2 separate regions of the Homo sapiens genome follow, and region 2 is linked to region 1. A link is a loop called in an ENCODE intact Hi-C map of the cell type or tissue named here. Cell type or tissue: endothelial cell of umbilical vein. All regions are shown on one strand. Links, peaks and the distances in the headings refer to the core of each region. The heading gives the core; the rest is flanking DNA. Region 1 overlaps DDX60L (DExD/H-box 60 like). Region 2 overlaps PALLD (palladin, cytoskeletal associated protein).

What was found. Peaks named below come from ENCODE experiments on the same cell type or tissue, not always from the same donor. Only the 100,000 strongest peaks of a DNase experiment are listed, where the experiment ranks them.
Region 2: a loop joins it to region 1, with 3.0 times the contacts of the local background. A loop is called at or near these places in 3 of 110 quality-filtered maps.

The regions. Positions count from the first base shown.
Region 1 is chr4:168,418,547-168,426,891 of GRCh38, reverse strand. It overlaps DDX60L (DExD/H-box 60 like), which reads left to right. Exons shown (of 38, transcript NM_001012967.3): 15 at 3,118-3,284; 16 at 4,222-4,368; 17 at 4,983-5,132; 18 at 6,512-6,631; 19 at 7,495-7,590. Among named protein-coding and RNA genes, the nearest start is that of DDX60L, 58 kb to the left of the region's middle. In endothelial cell of umbilical vein, for the core only: no CTCF peak of the experiment used is centred there; a DNase peak (open chromatin) is centred at 5,011; H3K27ac peaks cover 2,360 bases.
Region 2 is chr4:168,549,089-168,557,433 of GRCh38, reverse strand. The region is part of intron 2 of PALLD (palladin, cytoskeletal associated protein); the gene reads right to left. All of the region lies in intron 1 of LOC124900807 (a long non-coding RNA gene), which reads left to right. Among named protein-coding and RNA genes, the nearest start is that of PALLD, 56 kb to the right of the region's middle. RefSeq lists an enhancer at 2,984-3,153. In endothelial cell of umbilical vein, for the core only: no CTCF peak of the experiment used is centred there; DNase peaks (open chromatin) are centred at 3,243 and 5,053; H3K27ac peaks cover 414 bases.

The DNA.
Region 1 (8,345 bases), core at 60-8,059:
AGAGGTTAGACAGAGGGTCCCAACAGGGAAAAGATGGCACATTCAAAAAGAAATGAGGAGAGTATAAAGAAAAAACTCTTTCAAAAAGTGTGGAGAGAATTAAGGGGATCAGCAAAGCAAGGTGAGGCTCAGCAGCAGCAACAGGGCCTATCAGAGAAGGAAAGCTGTCAGCACCAGGGAGATGTGAAGTTGCTGTTGGGAGGTGATTCTCCATGGGTTTTTCCATGTTTCTGCCCGTCTAGCCAGCAGAAGCATTGACAGGTTCACTTCCAGACTATCTTTTTAAGTGTGTTTGTATAGTGAACAGGCTTGGAAGGAAGAAATTGTGTTCCTCTCTAGGGCAAAGGCCAAGTTTGTTTACTGTCCAGTTAATAAAGATCACATTTCCCTCCAGGGCAAAGAAGCAGGTTTTGCCTGAGACCCATTATAAAATATTTCGGTTTTCTAAGTGTAGATTTCCTTAGCTGTGACATCAACCTACTTTGTGTGTGGTTTCTACCTGGGCTCTTTATCTCCGCCATGGAGCACAAGGGGAACCGACATATACATGATGGTTATATTGTTAACTGGGCCATGATAATAAAGCCTTTTGTTTCTGACCCAGGAGTCTCATGTCTTTTGCCAGCAACCATGAGACTGTGAAAGACTAAATTTCTAGCTTGTAAATAGAATAAAATCTCAGCCCTTTCCTAGTTCTTGACAAGAGCAGGGGAGTGAACGGTTACCAGAATTCCTTGAGAGCCATAGCTATGGGGGAATAGATGCCCAATAGCACCTGCAGTCCTAGGTAACGGTACACAACCATTTCCACACTGTGGGCTGGCAGGGAGGGAAGTGGGTTGGAATGGGCCCTGCCTGCCTAGCATTCTAAGTGCTCCCTCAAATTTCTGTGGCTCCCTGTGCTCTCCTGTATCAATGTCTCCAACTGGCAGCAGAGAATGATTTTGGTGAAATATGTAGCAGAAATGATGTGTGCATACTATTTCCAGGTATTACGTCTTCATATGGCTTGTAGTGTGTGCTTTTATTACTTAGTTTCCTGAATATTGACTTGTGGAAGAGCCAACTGAGGGAAAGAATCAGAAAAAACTGAGTAGAGATATGTGATTTTTTTTTCTTTTTTTTGGGATGGAGTCTCACTGTCACCCAGGCTGGAGTGCAGTAGAGTGATCTTAGCTCACTGCAACCTCCACCTCCCAGATTCAAGCTTCAGGTGATTCTCCTGCCTTAGCCTCCTGAGTAGCTGGGATTACAGGCTCCTGCCACCATGCCTGGCTAATTTTTGTATTTTTAGTAGAGACGGGGTTTTGCCATGTTGGCCAGGCTGGTCTTGAACTCCTGACCTCAGGTGATCTATCCGCCAGGGCGTCCCAAAGAGCTAGGATTACAGGCTTGAGCCACTGTGCCCAGCCTGAGATATGTGATTTTGATGCTAGACCAAGCTGACAATTCCTCCTCAAGTTGTGGTTGATCACCCTGTCTTGAGTATGTCCTACTCAGATCCTTTTCACGTGTGGCCACGTGACTCTGTAGTCACGCTCATGTCTCTCTATTCTACTTCCCAGCAAAGCCAGTACCTCAGTGGGCTGTCAGAGACTATGCTCATTTTCATCTCTAAGCTTTAGCATATGTGTTTTTACTTGATGCCATATCAGATAGGAATTGCCATTAGCTATTAACAGAGATAGGAATTAATAATGGCTTAAAAAAGATAGTTTATTTCTCTTTCATGTAAAAGAAGTCCAGAGATAGGCAGTTCAGTGTCACTGGGAACTTAGGCTCCGCTATCATCGTATTGTACCGTTCTTAGTGCATGAGTTGTATTCTTAAAGTTATGTCATGAATGCAGTTGGTGGCTGATGCTACAGCCATGATAACTGTATTCCAAAACAAAGTAGGAAGAAGAAAAAGGGCAAATTTGTACATTCATGCTGTATTTCTTCTATGGAAGGAGGCTTCATCCCAGAAATTCCACCAATTTTTGCTTACTTCTCAATGGCCAAACTTAGTAACAAAACCGCACCAAACCACAGAGAGATTAGAAAATGTGAACTTTGAATTGGACCTATTGCAGTATCCATTAGTATGGGGATTTATAAGAAAGCATTGGGTGAGAATGGATGTTGAGGAGGTAATATCAGTTTCTGCTACAGATGTTCTTCTGCTTGTCTCTATTGGCCTAAATTCTGTGTGTCCTTCAAGGCCATCCTCTTGTGGAGTCCTCCCAACTTCTCCTGCTCACATAACACTGCTTCTATGACTCCATTTGGACCCTGAATTGTAAATCACTTAGATATTTTACTGATCTGTTTCAACACTAATCCCTTGTTCTCCAATTAGATTGAAGGTTCCTTGATGTAAGAACTCTGTCTTAAATTTCATTTGTACTTCCTTAAAGCATACATTGGTGGTCTGCATAAGCAGTTGCTCAGTAGTATTTGTTAAGAAAGAGGATATTTCTTAACAAAGAGGAAAGAGGATAAAGACTTTATATGACTTTATATGGAGTGGTTAGTAGTGGGATAGAGATAAAGAGGCTATAAGTGAACAGGAGGTAATAGAAGGGCTTAGGAGAGTCTGGATAGAATGATTGGGATGCAGTGAGGTTGTATCTTAGCCCTCAATAATTGAAGGGTTCTGCTGATGGTTTCATAAATACAAGTACTGTATGTGGTCAAGAGTAGGCCTTGATAAATGTTGCTCATGTTTTGGTCAGGCATCTAAAATCATAGGACTTTTTCCTGTGAACAAGAGTAGAAGACACACAAATAATATGTGGGTTATTGTGTTATTTTTCTCTGGAAATGAGTACAGAGCTCAGTTTAAATGGTTCATATTTCTGCTATAAATCACAAAGTTTGTTTCTTTTCTTTTTTGCCTATACTTACCCAGCTATGTCTAAGTTACTTAAGATGATAATTAAATGTGTGTAGATGGAGTTTTAATTTAATTTAATCATGAGTTTTAGTTTTTAATGCTCTAAAATCTCCTTTAAAGTCAAGTAAAATAGTGAGGTTTAATCACATGAGGTTAATTGATTAACTCAATGATTGTCGTAAGTGATCAACCAGTTATTTTTGGTGTTCTTTATAACAATTTTATTGTTTCTTTAACAAGGCAAAATTTCGAAAGATTTAAGTATAGCTGTTCAAATGATGAAAAGGATTCATTCACTCCTGGAGAGATACCCAGAAATTTTGGAAGCAGAACATCATCAATATATAGCTAAATGCCTTAAATATTTAGGCTTTAATGATCTGGCAAACTCTTTGGATCCAACTCTGGTAAGAGAACTAGAATTTCTTATACTTTAAATTTTTACTCAATTTTAATATGGAAGAATAACTAATAGGTCTAATGAAGTATCTCACATATAGAGTTATCAATTGACTATGTTTACTCTGATTCTAGTTTATAAAATAATAGATATGAGATTACTTATTAATAACCTAGCTGCCAAACTTTGAAGTAAATTAAAATTAGAAAATTTGTACAGATGCTTCCTGAAAACAGAAATTAAATACTAGATGATATCCAGATGCCACTTTAAACCCTCTTGGTAACAGGAATGAATCCTATACTTAATTCTAGTGCAATCTAAAAACTGTAATGTAGTGAGATTGAAGAATGGTCTTTAATAAGGTTCCAGGTTCCAATTCCAGGATGAACTTTTTTTAACGTTAATATCTGCTATTTGACTTTTCCCAAGAATAACATTTTAGGCAGGAAAACTCTTCTTACTTAAATATTACACTATTTAAAAGCATAGTAGGCCAGGCATGGTAGCTCACGCCTGTAATCTCAGCACTTTGGAAGGTCAAGGTGAGCAGATCACTTGAGCCCAGTAGTTCAAGACCAGCCTGGGTAACATGGCAACACCCTGTCTCTACAACACACACACACACACACACACACACACACAATATTAGCCACAATTGATAGCATGTGCCTGTAGTCCCAGCTACTCAGCCAGGGCATGGGATAGGGAGTGGTGGGGCTGAGGTAGGAAGATCACTTGCACTCAGCAGTTCAAGGCTGCAGTGAGCTATGATGGCGTCACTGCACTCCAGCCTGGGTGACAGAGAAAGACCCTGTCTCAAAAAAATAAAAAAAAGTGTAGTAAAAATGCCTTGTGCATAGAATGTGCTCAGTGGATATTTAATAAATGTTTATTCAATTTTGAAGTTTAAGTTGATTTCAAATAATATATTAAAATAACAGATAGGAGATGACAAAAATAAGAAGAAATATTCGATTGACATTGGACCAGCTCGGTTTCAACTGCAATACATGGGCCATTACTTGATAAGAGATGAAAGAAAAGATCGGGATCCCAGGGTCCAGGATTTTATTCCCAACGCATGGCAGGTAATGACAACAAACATTGTACTTTTCTAATCAGTGTGACTTCAGAACTTTTCATTACTGTGTCTCTACATGTCAAATTTTGCATAAACTTCTTAATCTTGTTTAATGTCTTTCCTCTACTGTGCCTGGAGAATGTAACTAGAGTATGAGAAATCATTCATTTCTTCCCCTTCTTGGCCTTTTTATTTTCACCATCAGTGGAAGTTATACTGATACCTGTTTGTATGTGAAGGCATGCTAATGTGGCATTACTAGTTCTTACAGCTCAGTTTTGGAAACCTCTTTCTGTACTTACTCAATGACAATTGGAAAAAGTGTTTTCTAATGGAAAAATATGTTTTACTCAGTCTCCCTTTCTATTTTGCAGAAATGAAACCCTCTCTCTAGGCCAAAATGTAAAACAAAATCTCTTTTCTGAGGGAATGGCATGAGTAATCCAGGTATTTTCCTGAATCCTTCGAGTGTTCACCAGACCTAATCTTCAGGGGTTCAGGGAGTTCCCCCAAAGGTAGCATAATACAGGCACAGGAGACAGAAGGTACAAAGGATACTGTCTGTGTTTTGGTAACATGCTGTTCACTTTCTTGACACAAATGGTGCTTTGTACCCTGCAGCAGGAACTCCTGGATGTGGTAGATAAGAATGAGTCAGCAGTGATTGTTGCCCCAACGTCCTCAGGCAAAACCTATGCTTCCTACTACTGCATGGAGAAAGTGCTGAGGGAGAGCGATGTCGGGGTGGTTGTGTACGTTGCACCCGCAAAGGTAGTGTTTGAATGACTTTCATTTTTGCTTTTGTTCCTGAACATCCCCTTTAAAAAGAATGCACACGGTCACATGCTAGATCTAATTCACTGTTATTTTATTTTTGAGACAGAGTCTTGCTCTGTCACTCAGGCTGGAGTGCAGTGGCGCGATCTCGGCTCACTGCAACCTCCACCTCCCGTGTTCAAGTGATTCTCCCGCCTCAGCCTCATGAGTAGCTGGGATTATAGGCACGTGCTGCCATGCTGGGCTAATTTTTGTGTTTTTAGTAGAGACAGGGTTTCACCATGTTGGCTAGGCTGGTCTTGATCACCTCAGGTGATCCACCCACCTTGGCCTCCTGAAGTGTTGGGATTACAGGCGTGAGCCACCGTGCCCGGCCAAGAAACTATTTTTGATATTTTTATTTCATCTCATATGTTAATATTTTCATTTATAGTTACTGCAATTATACTTATTTTTAGAAAATATTTCACTATCATGAATATAAAAATGATGACTATAGTATTTTTAAGGATTAATTTTTTAAAAATTTACATTTTAAGTTGTTTCCCTTTCTTTCTTTCTCTCTCCCCTTTCCTTTTTTATTTTCCCTCCCTCCCTTGGAGTGGTATGCTATGATTATAATTATGAAGATTTATGTTTTTCTTTTAATTAATATTGTTTCAATTAAAAAATACAGCCAGGTATATATGACTTCCATTTCCAGCAATATGGCCATATAGGTCAACAGAAAAATCTCTTTGTGTAAAATACCTGAAATGCTGGATAAGAGACACCAAACATCTTTTTATATAATTATAGTTAAGCTCAGAACAATAGAAGGGGAATCCTAGGGGCTGAAAATTTTAAGAGAAGGCCACATGGGCTCTTTGCCTCTTTTAGGCAGCAAGTTGCAGGGGCTTAAATAAGAAAGGATCCCGACAAACACAGGCAGAGAGAGCACTAGGAGGATCCCAGGCAGAGCAATGGTGGTTTACCTGGAATCATGAACCAGATATTCAATAGAAAGTCATTCATTTGCCCATTGTCACCATATACATGATATGTAATATCTGTCTGTCTGTCTGTCTGTCTATCTATCTATCTATCTATCTATCTATCTATCTATCTATCTCATGTGTGTGTGTGTGTGTGTGTGTGTGTATGTGTGTGTGTGTTTAAAATCAAGGAGGATCAAAGAGAATACTCAGTGGTATCAGATAATTTCATTACCATCTGTATTTTTCCCTACTTCATTTCATTTTCATTGAAGTGTGTGTGTGTGTGTGTGTGTGTGTGTGTGTGTGTGTGTGTATGTGTATGGATTCGGTTGTCCTCAAGGTTTTATATGTCTCTTCTCTACTAAGTGACTAATGGTTTTTTTTCTTGTCAATCAGTCCCTTGTTGGTCAAGTGGCTGCAACTGTTGAGAATCGTTTTACTAAAACGTTGCCTGCCGGCAGAACTCTATGCGGTGCTTTTACAAGAGATTATTGTCACAATGTACTAAACTGTCAGGTATGACATATTAATTAATGAGTTTATTATCAAATTATAGAGCAGTACTTATATAACTGTTTTGCTGGGAATCTGCAAAACACAAGCCCTTATAGAAATCATTTCACTGAATTCACAAAGAAAATGAAATTGCTCTAAGGAAAATTTAAGGTTGTTCTACTCTAAAAAGTAAGAACTAGGCTCACCATCTCTAAGGATATTCACATTGTGAACTGAAATTTCAAATAGAAAGTTATGATATTTCATTATAACTTAGAGAGGGAGTCAAGTAGATTTGACAAACCCAATGCATTACTAAATGACTATCCAACCTTGTCTTTCCATTCAAAATTGCTAGGTCTTGTGAACAATATTTATACTTACATTGTGATCTGAAATTTCAAATAGAAGATTATGATATTTCAGTATAACTTAGAAAGGGATTCAAGTAGATTTAACAAACCCAATGCATTACTAAATGACTACCCAACCTTTTCTTTCCATTCAAAATTGCTAGTTCTTTTGAATGATATTTATGGATCCTCATAATAAAACCTTGTCTCAAAAAGATTGTGTGTTGATAGTGGACCCGTCGATAGGTAAATCATAGATTAAGATAGATTGTCTCCCTTATTGAATTCACAAAGTAGACATTTAAGACTAAACAAAATGTAAAACAGTCGTTACAGAGTAGAAGCTCTTTTTCATTTTCATTAATCCAAATGTTCATAAATGTAAAGACTTAAATGAAAAACGTCAAAGATGCAATATTATCTTAATGAAACTGCTATCAGCAGCAGCATATTTTCTAGGTTCCTATTACTATGCCTGATATAAAATTAATGCTCCATAAAGTTAGCTACACTAATCATTCATATTTGTAGGTACTTATTACAGTGCCGGAATGTTTTGAAATCCTGTTGCTTGCTCCTCATCGCCAAAAATGGGTGGAAAGGATCAGATATGTTATATTTGATGAGGTAGGTTTGGTGTTAGTTCTCTGGTTGATGTTCTAGTCTGCATACACCCTATAATTTGTAATTTAAAGAATATAGGGCTTTTTCAATGATGGCAGTTAAGTTGTGCGTCAGCCAGGGTACCAATGGAAAACAGATTGCATATTCACGTTAGTACAATTTTTAGAAAAGTGTTTTTACTAAGGGGCTGTTTACAAAGGTTTGTACAAGGGAAACCACAAGGTAAGTGCAGTAATCCAGAATAGTACAAGCCTTTCAACCCTGTAAGGATGAAGGGAGGGGGAAGCATTATGAACCTTAACAGAAGAGAGATTCTATAGATATGTCTCTTTGAGAAGAACAGTGACCTTGGTGAAGAAATGCAGCTGGCCAAGGTTGACCTCTTAGGGAGAGAGAGCAAAAGAATAAAGACCTTGACCTCACTGTCTTCTCTCCTTCCCATTTCTTGCCTAGGCTTCCCACTGGCCAAACCCAGTAGAAGCTAGAGGGCTAAGGAGGCTGGGTGAGCCAATTCCCAAGGTCAGACTCATTGGCCAGAGAGGAAGGTGGCGAATGGTGTAGATCTGGAAGGACATAGCTATGTTATTATCAAAATGAATGGAAAGAACTGTAAATAGAATTCAAGCTTTGTATTTTGTTGCTTCAAGGAATTTTCAACTTAAAGGAAAACTAGGTGATAAACCTATGTAGTGAATCTACTCCTTTTTTGTGTGAAGTTGAGAGTTGGTAGACATGCTGTCATTCTGCTTTCTTTGTGC
Region 2 (8,345 bases), core at 36-8,035, 130 kb before region 1:
CCGTTGCTTGGAAATGGTCTAAGATTTGTTGGAATATTCTCAGATGCATGGAACTCTATAGGGCAAACGTATATTGAACGAACAAGTGGAGGCCGGGAGTGGTGGCTCACGCCTGTAATCCCAGCACTTTGGGAGGCTGAGATGGGCAGATCACCTGAGGTCACGAGTTTGAGACCAGACTGGCCAACATGGTGAAACCCCATCTCTACTAAAAATACAAAAATTACTGAGATGAGGTGGCACACACCTGTAATCCCAGCTACTCGGGAGGCTGAGGAAGGAGAATTGCTTGAAGCCGGGAGGTGGAGGTTGCAGTGAGCCAAGATCCCGTCACTGCACTCCAGCCTGGGCAACAGAGCGAGACTCTGTCTCAAAACAAAACAAAACAAAACAAAACAAAAACAAGTGGAAATGTGAGTTGAGAGCCCATTGAATACTGACAGTTCCCGGGGGAGGCTGATTACAGGAACACTTGCTCTGCTTCCTGCCTTCTAATCTGTGCAGGGAGCTGTCTAGAATAAAGTAGGGCTATAAACCACAGGCAGAAGTAGCCACTTCTTCTAGGCTTCATGCCTTAGTCACGAGAGTATGGAGTACCCTGCACCTAAGAGGCAAAGAGACATCGGGGCAGCCCCAAGGTGTGACACTTTTCCTCCCATCTTTTTCTCTAGCACAAATTTCTGTACTTTCATATTTTCTCAGTCTTTTTTGTTAGGCTGGTTTGAATTAAGATGTTAAGACTGATAGTAACAATGATGTTCCTCTCAAGCATGACTTAAATGACTTAAAAAATAACACAGGGTAAGAGTCCCAGACTTGTGTGGGGATGGATAGTTTGAGCTTTTAAAAGGCAGGCTACCAAGAGGTTGATTTGCACACATTGAAAGCATCCTGCTTCGCTGGTACAGGAGTTTCACTTCCGGAAAGCCCATTTTTAAAAAATGAAAAATATATGTGAATGGAAGAGGGAAAACACTTTACCTTTTTCTTCACTTCTTCTTCTTCAACTTCTGGTCCCTATTTTAAAAGGTATTAATATGGCCGGGCGCCGTGGCTTACACCTGTAATCCCAGCACTTTGGGAGGCAGAGGCGGGCGGATCACGAGGTCAGGAGATCGAGAGCATCCTGGCTAACACGGTGAAGCCCCGTTTCTACTAAAAATACAAAAAATTAGCCGGGCGTGGTGGTGGGCACCTGTAGTCCCAGCTACTCTGGAGGCCGAGGCAGGAGAATGGCGTGAACCCGGGGGGCGGAGCCTGCAGTGAGCCGAGATTGCGCCACTGCACTCCAGCCTGGGCGACAGAGTGAGACTCTGTCTCAAAAAAAAAAAGGGTATTAATATGAACTCCATTTACGAACACTGACTATACTATGTGTTAGAAGCTGTGCTAAGAGGTCTTAAACCTTTTCTCTCTCTAATCCATGATCCCGGAACTTCGGGGTGGTTCTATACACATTTTACAAATGAGGAAATGAAGATTTAAGAAGGTTAAATAGGGTGTCTTAGGTTATAGAGTTAATTTGCATCTGAGCCTGCAATCGATCCCTCTTTTTGACTGGATCCCTAGGTCTTAACAACTATGCTATCCAGAGGTAAGCTTTTGAATAATTTATTAATAAGGTGTCAAGATGGGCCATGATGCTGAATACATAAATGGATAATGAGGGATTAAATCAACTGCTTTGGAATGAACTGCATTTTGTTTCTAAATGTGTTATGCTTGGCAAGTCTATTCTGAAATGGAACAGCTGGTCTACTTACTTTTGCGGCACTCTGCCTCACCTGCTGGTTTAATTGTGTAACAGAAAGTGGAGAAAGAGATGATTGATCTGCTAATATCAGATCTTTCATTCTAATACTCATATTCAGCTATCTAAAAGGAAAATTAGAACACAATCGCCAGGCTGCTCTGGATAGAACCCAGGGAGCAGCAAGTTTTCTCAGCAAAGCGGGTCCACAGAGGGCTCGCTGCGGTGCTCAGGTCTGAATAAAGTGGTTCCACCTGCAGCAAATTACCCCTCTCCCCACCAGGCAGATTCAGCCATCTTCCTCCTTTTTAGTTAGGGAAAGGCTGGAACCTGGTATGGATTTTTCTCAGGCCTCAACCCTTAGAACCAGTTTTAGTCTTCTTTGGTTTCTGTGGTTCTATTCTCTATGCTCCGTTCCTAATCAGCCTTGACAGATACCTGCTTCGCTTTCATTGCTGGCACTTAGGACTTATTCACAAGTTCAATTCACTGGGGAAAACACCCCAGGGAACATCCTTAATATTCGTATAAATCTTTAATAATAGTAGATCTACATGTTTCTTTCTTTCATACTTCATTAGAAGACTGGACTCCAATAAAATTGAATATTTTGTTTGTTTTTTCTCCTTGCATATAAATCTCATCGTATACAAATAAAAATACAAAAATAGAAACAAAAAATCACTCAAAATTATGCCCTACGAAGGCAAACATTGTTTCCATTTTAATGTATTTTGTTCCAGTGTTTTTAATTTGTATCTTGGTATAAATATGAATAGTATAAATATAAATAGTATAAACATGATAGTATAAAAGTAAATAGTATAAATATGATAGGTTTTTCTTTAAAATATCAGTGAAGTTGTTGAGATAACCTGAAAGCTGATTATTTATTTTGGAGGGCTCTAGAATTAAATTCTGGTAGATTCTGAAATCAAGATTATTAAACGAAAGATATATAAAGCAAAATATAAAAAGGTTTCTTTATATATGGAGCATTAAAGACTTTCAAATTGCTCCATAACAAAAATCTTTTAAAAAAATTAAGAGCGTACTTAGCCTCAAATATTTTAATGTTTACCATGTCAGCATTACAACTTGTTAAATAATAATAGTCGCTTTTGTTTTAAACAATTCTAAAAATACAGGTAACATGCATTGCTGTGAGACTATGAACATCTGTGGTGACCACGGATTGGCTGACATAGAGGTGTTCAACACTTTTGCTGTAGTTTTATGGTTCTACAAATTTCTCCCCGTTAAAGATGGGATAGTGTCTTTGCTCCAGCATTGGTAGATTTCCCCACTAATCATTGGCGGTCTGAAGAGTAAGAGAGAAACTCAATAAGGGTATTGGAGAAAGTAAAAAGTGAGTTAGCTTTCCTTGCCAATAAGGAGTTCCAGGAAATATGTTCTTAATGGAGAGAAAAAAACTCAGAAAAATAAAGCAAGGAACAAGGAATGACCTAATAATAATGGTTTTTCAGGTGGCAAATATTTCATAAACAATGGTGACCAGATGTTTCCTACCCTCATAAAACAGAGCTACCGGGCTTCATGTACAAGCCGAAGGATGTCCGGCATTGAACCAGGGCTTAGTGATAGTTCCCTGTGTGCCAGGCACTGCGCTGGCCTCAGTGGGGGCTGGACAGACATGGTCTCTGCTGCCACGGACCTTGGACTCAGGGAAAGATGTGGTAAATGAACAGTTTTTAAAATCGCCGTTGTCACAAATATCAGAAGTTTCCTTCCAGAATGTAGAATTCCCTGATTCAGCAAATAAAAATAACATGATGCCCCTACCCTACCCAGAAGCCCTCTCCATTGAATGGTAGTAGGAGGGAGAGGAGAAAGAACATTCCAGTAAGAGGAAAAATGCATATTCCAAGGCACTCAGGTAGGGAAGCAGCTTGGTGCTTATCAGAATCTAAGTTAGACATAAGGAAAAACAGTCCAAAAAAACAAAGCAAGGCCAACAACAACAACAACAACAACAAAAATGGGTAAACATATCTGCATGTCTAATGATACATTTTTGAAGTACAGATTAAGAATCATTATACACAAACGTTCAGTCTAATTCACCCCAGCCTTCTTTTTCTGACAGCAATACCACAGGTTCCTTTGTAGGCAGACAGAGTTATCTTTCTTTAGTGCCAACCCAAGCACAGGAATATTCTCTCCAGTAACTTAATTTTTCTGAATCCACTGATTGCAAATATGTCACTTACTAGTTTAAACATTTTACGTTAAAAAATTTTCAATTGTAGCACTTGCATTAATGACTCTTATAAATGAATTACCTTATCTTGGACTTAGACTCTGTTTGCTTTAACTTCACCCATCTCTACCTTTTGCAGACTTTTACCAGAGCCATTACAACATTATAAGGCTTTTTTTCCCCAGACTTGCCCTCCTCACAGTCGTTTTGAGTCCCTTCATGGCTGTGGTTCCTTCTCTTACATATGGGGACAGTAAAGAATAGGTTTTCAATTAGATGGGTTTCAAATCCAAACTCCTCACTTACTGGCTAAGTAAGCTTGGGTGACTTACCTAATATCTCTGAGACTCAGTTTTCACATCTTTAAAATGGGCCAATGACACTAGAGATTTATCTTATAGGGTTGTTGGGTTATAGGTTTGTAGGGTTATAGGTTGTTGGATGTTGCCCAGCATATGAAGTATTAGCACAATGCTTAACACATATTGTCTGGGCGTGGTGGCACCCGCCTGTACTCCCAGCAGTTTGGGAGGCCAAGGCAAGCAGATTACCTGAGGTCAGGAGTTCGAGATCAGCCTGTCCAATATGGTGAAACCCTGTCTCTATTAAAAATTAAAAAATTAGCCGGTCATGGTGGCACGCGCCTGTAGTCTCAGCTACTCAGGAGGCTGAGGCAGGACAATCGCATGAGCCCGGGAGGCAGAGGTTGCAGTGAGCTGAGATCATGCCACTGCACTCCAGCCTGGCCGACAGAGTGAGACTCTGTCTCAAAAACAAAACAAAACAAAACAAAAACAAACAAGAAAACCCCCCAAAAAACCCACATATTAAATACATAGGAATATATAACAATTTTAAAATTTCACTTCAGATTTCCACAGCTTTCTTCCTGTATAGGGGGTTATGGCTTTGTACTGGGTAGGATAATATTTGCCATTGTGTTTCCAAACAGGAAAAGTTAGCTAATGAACTGGGTTGATGTTGCTGGCAGGTTAGTGTTTAGAGCCTGTGTTGCCAGTAAGTGGTATAAGAAAGCTCATGGATTCCAGGGATTCATTTTCCTGCAGCACTGGACTTCCTTAAAAATATCACTTCATACTTCCCCACATTTAAATATACCTGCTTGTTTCTCACCAACTCAAAAAACCAAATGAATCCAACTTCCCAGGTTCCTGCCCTCCCCTCACCCCACGTTGGCTTTGGGTCCCTTCATGAGTGTGATTCCTTCCTCTCTCACATTGGGGGCAGTAAAGGATAGGCTCTTATTTAGATTGATGTCAAATACAAACTCCTCACTTACTGGCTGAGTCAACTTGGGTGACTTAAACTAACATCTCTGAGACTCAGTTTTCACATCTTTAAATTGGGCCAATGACACTAGAGATTTACCTTATAGGGTAAATCTCAAAGATTTTACCTAATGTATTTAATGTATACATCTCAAAGGTTTACCCTTGTGGAGTAGTACCTCAAAACCAAAGACTCACGGGAGCTTCCTCTATCTTCCTTCCCAATTTGACTTGGTATGTCATGACTTGGAAAAACTTGGTGTCATCTGAAAATTGGAAATGTCATCGTGAATTTTCTCTTCCAAATCACACTATAATATCAGAGTCAGATGTTTCCAGCACTGATCATAAGCCAACACGAGTGTTTAATTTTACTTCATTTAGTGGAGAGTTGTCCTTGGTTTGCTACCTCCAAGCCAGTTCACTAGCCATGGACAAGCTGCTCTAAATACATGATTCACATTGCCTGTTTTGTTTTTTTTTTAATTTAAAAAAACAAGTTATAAAATGTTAAAAAAAAATGAAACATCATTTTTATTCTAAACTATTGTCAAGGGCCTTTGAAAGTCTTAATATATGTACCCCCAGGTTTGTTTTTATCCACATTGATATCTCCTTTACAAAGAGTAGGTAACAAATTAGTCCTCATGGTTACTATATTTTGAAATTTTGTTTTATTTCCTTTAATAACTAATGCACCAAGCACTCAGGAATTCTACCATTTACACAATAAAAGAATTGTGACTCCCAAGTTTGTGGTTATGAAGTATACTCCTGGAATCCTTATGTATAAAATCCTGATAAACTGTCATTGCCAGTTCTTAAGCAAGTTATAAAATGTGGCTAGCAGCTTCCTTATTTTGCCCTAGAGTTTCCTCAGATTGCTGAAATAATAGGCAAAAGACCTGAGCAAACAATTCACGAAAGAGAAAATAAAAACATTTGAAAATATAATTCATATTCAAAAATGCACATAAAAATAGATTTATTTTTTATTCATCAAATTAAGAGAAATTGAAAAAAACAGACTACCCAATTCAGGCAAGAATACAATGATTTTGGCTTTCTGTGATTTGTAATAAGTCTTTCAGGGGTATAAAAATTATAATGTAACAAGGGTATACACTACAGTGCATAGATAACTCTAAACTTTGTCACTGGATTTATAAAATGTGAAAATTCTTGAAGCAACTGCAAACTTTGTAGAAGCTACGTAAGTGTTGGCAAATTCTCCATTAATTCAAATTATGCAAATTAGCACTAGTAACAAGAGAGTTAGAAACTGTTTTTCCAAAAATAATGACAAGTAGTAAAACATTACAGTTCAATGAAAGAACATGGATTGGGGGCAGAGTATCAAACTGAAAAGCAAAACTAAATTAGTAATTGAGGGATTCATAACATATGTCTCTAAAGAGACAAAACGAAATACTGACCCCCTATAAGTGAGACTAATTTGCTTGTATAGCAAAAATTTGATCTTGAGTGCCCAGCTTGATTAGCAAAGTTCCCAAAGAGGGCGCCCCCATAGTGAGTGAGGAATGTAACTACAGAAGTTTAGGTGGGCACTGGGCACGGGGAGACTCTCCCAGTGGCTCTTTAGAAGCTCATAAATATCTCTAGCTTGAAGTCCAGATTAGTTATAGAGGCTTACTGTGTTTTGTCATTTTGCCAAAAATGCCCCTTTTGCTTCGGTTCCACATTTGGCTTTCCCTGTGAGTCTTGCAGGGTTTTATTCTATTTTATCCCAGAGGAACAGAGAACTAGAATAACTCAAATACTTGTAGGCCTGGGGGAGCTCCATGACTTGAATATGGTAATTCTCTGCTTTGGATGGTATGATTGAAGCACTTACCATTTTTCTTTGTTTTCGTTTTCTGTTTTGATAAAAAAAAATGTAGTTTTGCACTGACTCAGACAAAGTAAAGTCATCCCTTTTAACTTAGGATTAGCCCTGAGGAACTCTTCTCTCCTTTTTATTAAGTGTGCTTTAGTTCCAATCCCTCCACAATCCCAGGCCCACAGTTATCCTAAGTATTTGCTGATACAGGGGAAATGGCACTGAGCATTGAGAGAGATGAACCTGGCATTAATTTCCTAATGTGTTGTATTCACTATGGCTAATGGAGAAATTACTCAGATTTATTTTCTATTTGTAAAATGATTACTCAAAGATGTTGGGAGGAATAAATGAGACAACATGGATGAAAGTGTAAATAATATAATTCTACATAAATGAATTATTGTCAGAACCATCATAAACTTCTTCATTTTGGGGATAGAATTTCATTGCCTTTTGCTAAATGCTACTATAGAAAATAAGGTATTAAAAAACCTCTTGGTTTTCTGAGGGTTAAAGATTTGTTTCTTCAATTCTAACTCTCATTTTTTTTTTGTGGTTCTTGTTCCTTGAACTATTGCCCATGAATGTCTAATGGCTGGTTAACTTTTCTAAAATTAAATAGCCCTTTGATGGATATCTTTGTTTCTCATCTCTCACCAGAATATTAAAATAAATTATAGGCTCTAGCTTCCCTCTAAATAGGATACTTTAAAAAAGATAATTGGGTGAAGTATTAATAAGAGGGAGGGAATGTACTGGGTTAAAAATGTCAAGATCCTTCAGTACTAGATGTTTGAAAAATCCGTAGAAATAAAGGATGGAAAAAATAAATTAATTGAGTAGTTGATTTTAATGCTATCTTGTTTACTTGACATTATATCAAATGAGTGAGCATTTAAATATATAAACTGTTAAGACCGTGTCTTGAGGCTGTACAAACACATATACAGAGACATCTGACTTTAAAAAATTGTTTTGAACACCCACCGAGATGAACATCTGTTTTGCATTCACTGCCCTTATGCTTTTGGTTTAGACGCTGCAATACTAATTTTTTTTTTTTTTGAGAAGTGTGACATTGCAATCAATTGACAATTTTAATTATTTCAATGATATCTTTGTAAAAAAAGAAAATTCATCACTCAAAAAGCAGACCACATGGAAATTTAAATATTTATAGAGAGTAAGTGATTTAAATTGTCAGATGGTGGCTTAAATCATCAGATGGTGTTTTTCTGAGAT